Regions from separate parts of the Homo sapiens genome. Here region 1 is linked to region 2. A link is an interaction called in ENCODE POLR2A ChIA-PET data of the cell type or tissue named here. Cell type or tissue: GM12878. All regions are shown on one strand.

What was found. Peaks named below come from ENCODE experiments on the same cell type or tissue, not always from the same donor. Only the 100,000 strongest peaks of a DNase experiment are listed, where the experiment ranks them.
Region 1: POLR2A ChIA-PET joins it to region 2 with 9 read pairs; 10 of 35 experiments call an interaction of 5 or more read pairs at or near these places.

The regions. Positions count from the first base shown.
Region 1 is chr5:138,035,154-138,037,653 of GRCh38, reverse strand. It overlaps FAM13B-AS1 (FAM13B antisense RNA 1), which reads right to left. Exons shown (of 2, transcript NR_037900.2): 2 at 1-1,461. It also overlaps a transcript of FAM13B not described here. Among named protein-coding and RNA genes, the nearest start is that of FAM13B, 3.3 kb to the right of the region's middle. RefSeq lists an enhancer at 1,186-1,395. In GM12878, a CTCF peak has its summit at 1,491 (motif pointing left); a DNase peak (open chromatin) is centred at 1,513; H3K27ac peaks cover 350 bases.
Region 2 is chr5:137,757,844-137,760,343 of GRCh38, reverse strand. No RefSeq gene overlaps it. Among named protein-coding and RNA genes, the nearest start is that of HNRNPA0, 4.7 kb to the right of the region's middle. RefSeq lists an enhancer at 1,665-1,784. In GM12878, no CTCF peak of the experiment used is centred here; a DNase peak (open chromatin) is centred at 1,433; H3K27ac peaks cover 1,090 bases.

The sequences.
Region 1 (2,500 bases), 280 kb before region 2:
TGATGGTGCAAGGGAAGGGCTCAACATCCTGCTACATCTGGAAGAGATGAATTCAGTCAAACTCATGTAAAGGATGGAAGAACCCATTTGCATTCTCTGTGAATAATGAGGGCATTATTAGCCATCTGTAAAGTAACTGCAGAGACAGCTACTTCCTGACTTCAAGTCTCATTCCAGTGACACTGGTGACCTTGGGGAGGCAGATATGCTGAGGTCCTCCCTGGCATCTAGAATGCAGTCCAGGTTGTAGCAAAGATATATTCCTTCCACAGTGATGTGACTCATGACCTTACTTCTGAGAGGCATAATGCCTCTGTTCAGATAAGCTGGGATAGAATGCTTGTTTTCCAGGCTTAAAAGTCATCTTGCAAATAAATAACAATTTTATCTCAAGTAGTAATTTTCCTGGCATGGCCTCATCTCCAGAAGGAGTCTTGGAAACACAAAGGATTGGTCTATACCAGTCACTTCTCATCCTGGCCAAATAGCTATTGCAAATGCTATTTTTGACTCTATTGATATATTGAAATGTGACGTTTCCATCTACAGGTAAAGAATTTGTAGGAAAAAAAGAAGAAAAAGTGATGTAATTTTGAAGTATTCTTTTAGTGAGGTATTCTCTCATCTCTGTAACAAACAGAATTGCTGTTCTTTGCTGTAGGGGCTGTCCTGTGCCGTAAAGGATGTTTACCAGCATCCTTGACCTTCTCCCACCAGCCAATAGCACCTCTCCAGTGGTGACAATCAAAAATGTCTGTATTCAGCAGATCCTGAATTCAGAAGGAAAAAAAAAGTTTAAAAAAAAACCAAAAATGTCTGCACACATGGTCCCCCAAAATTGTCGCAGTTGAGAACCACTGTTTTAACTGAAGCAACAAGATTATTATAAAAGAAACCATCTTCTTCCCTCCATCCACCAAAAAACTAAAGTAATTTCTGAGATAGACCCCCTCTAGAAATTTCAGAGGATTTAGACAAAGCAGGTAGATTAAATACTCAGTTATTTAGTTATAAAAGGCCAAACCAGAATTATTGAGGACAATGTCTTTGGAGACTGTTGCTGGTGAGCTGTGATTCTTACCACAGGTGCCTGCCTGCCTTTTACTTCAAGTCGAGGGAGTGGGCCTTCAATGGATCTGCTCAGAGCACTTGACTTGTACCTCCTGCAGTCTGAGGGGCACCGTGGGCCTGTGTCTGACTCCCACAGGCTGGCGGCTGTTTTGGCAGCAGAGTAGAGGAATGTTGAATCTGCACTGGGATTAGCCTGTACTCCCAAGTTTGTTCGGGCAAGAGGTGCCTGAGAGCTTCCTGTGGACCAGGTGTGGGCCATACAGAGCTGTCACTAGGCTAACACAGCAGCACCATGAGAAAAAAGCTCTCCTTCGTCCAGACGCTTTGCTTCCATCTATTGGGAAGCAGTCGTTGTAATTTAGTTTGGACAAAACACTTTACTGCCACCTGCTGGAAAAACATTAAAATAAATAACATACAGAACTACAGTGAGAATGATGTGAATGGCACCCCCTAGGGTACGGAGTGCACAACCTTGTCCCACAATAAAGGGTCACTTGCAAATGGACGAGTGTGAGAGTCATCTCAGATCCTATCTGACAGGGCCTTTACAGAGATGCCCAGGTTTCAACAGACAAGTAGTTGGAGGTGCGTGGAAAGAAGTAAATAACTGCCAAAATAGCTTTACGCTTAGACCAATAGAATTATGGGGGAGAAACCACCAGAGAAGGGGGATGGTGGTAGTCTCTGAGGTATCCATGAAAAAATAAGTCAGCTTTAAGCATCTACCATGCCCAGGGAATGTCAAACCATCATACAAAGTTAACAACTTTCCTGCTCCTTTTTCTCCCTGCCTTCCCCAGATTTGGTTATGATTAGTTAAGCCGGGAGGAGAAAGACTAGGCAGGTTAAAGATGACTATGGTCCCCTCTTTAGGGCAAGCAATGAGACAACTGTTCCCAGCTGAAAAAGAGGAAAACATTTCACTCTTTGTGACTCAATGACAACAGGACTCTATTCCTAAGGAGACCACAGAACCCCTAAAAACTCATGGAACCTGCCTGAGTTTTCAATTAGGTACATGACAGATCTACTCCCACTGCACAAATTGAAAGGCATGGCAAAAGATACAAAATAAAAGTGTTTGTTTTGAATTATAGCCCATGTGGCCCCTATGTTGAACATACTGTTTTTATATTATCAAGTAGGATCTAGAGAATATATCTTCCAAGAATATGTTCTGCAGTTTTTGAGGGGGAAAATGGTCATTGATCAATTCATTTGTTTTTTGAGATCCCATACTTTGTGGGTAGGGTATAAAAACGCAAGGGAGGCCGGGCACGGTGGCTCACGCCTGTAATCACAGCACTTTGGGAGGCTGAGGTGGGAGGATCACTTGAGGCCAGGAGTTCAAGAGAGGCCTGGGCAACATAGGGAAACCCATCTCTAAAAAAATTTTAAAATTAGCCAGGCATGGTGGCATGTCCCT
Region 2 (2,500 bases):
GTAATGCTAATGTGGGGGAGTGGCTGCAAATACAGATTAACATTAGCAGGGAGGTCTGACTGCACAGAGACCATAATAAGTCGCAGACTCATATCAAAACCCTATCAGTGAGTGGCAAGTGACAATTAAGCCGTGGCTGGCAGTAGGCTTTATAGTGGCAAGTGAATTGATGTACTTCAATTGTACAGCTACATCTGGTGGCAGGCTGTCAGAATCTGACACTTAACTTTAGTCTGAGCATGGCCTGCCCATTATTTTATTTACCACTTCCATCCGTGCCTCTTTCCCATGCTATGCACTTGTCTCAGTCATAGTTTTGGTAAGCCCACAAGCTAACCCTAGCCAAAATGAGTAAAAAACAAATGTCACTGGAGAGCTTCTTTGTCAAGGGGGACAGACTGAATGATGAGACATCAGAAGACATTAAGACTTCCATCAAAAACAAAGCTGCATTTAAAAGAAAATACCAAGAGTCCTACTTAAATTACAGGCTCATTGCAACAAGTGATTAACATTCTACAAGCCCACTTTGTATAACATGTGGCAACCGGCTATCCAACAAAGCCATGAAACCTTCAAAACTGCTTCTCCACATGGAAACCTAGCACCTTGCATTAAAACACAAGGCTTTTGAGTTTTTCAAATGAACACAAAGAACAGAAGCAACTGGCCAGGCATGGTGGCTCACACCTGTAATCCCAGCACTTTGGGAGGCTGAGGTGGGTGGATTGCTTGAGGCCAAGAGTTTGAGACCAGCCTGGTCAATATGGTGAAACTCCGTCTCTACTGAAAATACAAAAATTAGCTGGGTGTGGTGGTACGCACCTGTAGTCCCAGCTACTCGGGAGGCTGAGGCATGAGAATCACTTGAACCCAGGAGGCAGAGGTTGCAGTGAGCCAAGATTGCACCACTGCACTCCAGCCTGGGTGAAAGAGAAAGACCCTGTCTCAAAAACAAGCAAACAAAAAACCAGAAGCAATTATTGAAGGCCACCACTTCATCAAATGTATCTGCACTGAGAGCATCATTCTTAGTGGCTAACTGCATTGCTAAAGCTAAGAAGCCCTTTACCGTTGGTGAAGAATTGTTCCTGCCTGCTGCTAAGGACATTTATCATGAACTTTTAGGAGAGGCTGAAGTTCAAAAGGTGACACATGTTCCTTTTTCGGCTAGTACCATAACTAGACAAAGTGATGAAATACAGAGGATATTGGGGCACAATTGTTAGGATTAATGAGTCACCATGGTATGCAATCCAGGTTAATGAGTCTACTGATGTTGACAAGACAACAATGCTTGTTTTTGTGCCATATCTTTTTCAGGAGGATGTGCAGGGGAATATGTTATGTGCACTTTTGTTGCCAACCAACACCACAGGTGCAGAACTATTCAAGACTTTGATTACATATCAGAAAAACGGAATTGGTCATTTTGTGTCAGTATATGCACAGACAGAGTGGCTGATATGACTGGATGGCTTTCTGGTTTCACTACTCAGGTCAAAGAGGTCACTTCTGAATGTGAGTCTATGCACTGTGTCATCTACAGAGAAATGCCGGGTAGCCGAAAATTGTCACCCGAACTTAAGGTTTTACAGGATGTGATTAAAATTATCAATGACATTAAAGTGCATGCCCTTAACTCAATGTCTGTTTGCGCAACTCTGTGAGATGTGTATAAGAAATGAGATGGCTTTCTAAAGGTAGATAACTGGCCAGAATTTTTGAGTTATGAGAGCCACTCCAGAGATTTCTTTTACAAAAACAGTCACCACTAGCAGCACATTTCAGTGACATAGAATGGGTGGCAAAACTTGTTTACTTGTGTGACACATTCAACCTGCTCAGTGAATTCAATCTGTCACTTCAGGGGAGAATGACAACTGTGTTCAAATCAGCAGATAAAGGGGCTGCATTGAAAACCAAACTGGAGTTATGGGGGCGATGAGTGAACATTGGGATTTCTGACATGTTTCAAACATTAGCAGAGATTTTGAAAGTGACTGAGCCAACGCCTTCTTTCTCCCAGCTGCTGCATGATCACCTAGCTCAGCTTTCAAAAGAGTTTGAGCTTTACTTGCCAACCACAAAAAAATCCCTGAGCTGGGAAGGAATGGATCCACCACCCATTTGTGAATAAGCCAGAAGAATTGACTTTGTCGATACTAGAAGAGGATCAACTGCTTGAGATTGCAAGTGACGGCAGCCTTGTATGTTTGAGACAACTTCAAATCTCCATACATTCTGGATGGAATATCCTGAGATTGCCACAAAAGCACTGAAAAGCCTGCTTCCATTTCCAGCATCCTATATTTGTGAAGCAGGGTTTTCTGCAGTGACAGCAACCAAAACTAGATTATGGAGTAAACTGGACATAAGCAACACACTTCGGGTGTCACTGTCTCCCATCACCCCCAGATGGGAACCGGCTAGTTGCGGGAAAACAAGCTCAAGCCTTCCACTGATTCTACGTTACGGTGAGTTGTATAATTATTATATT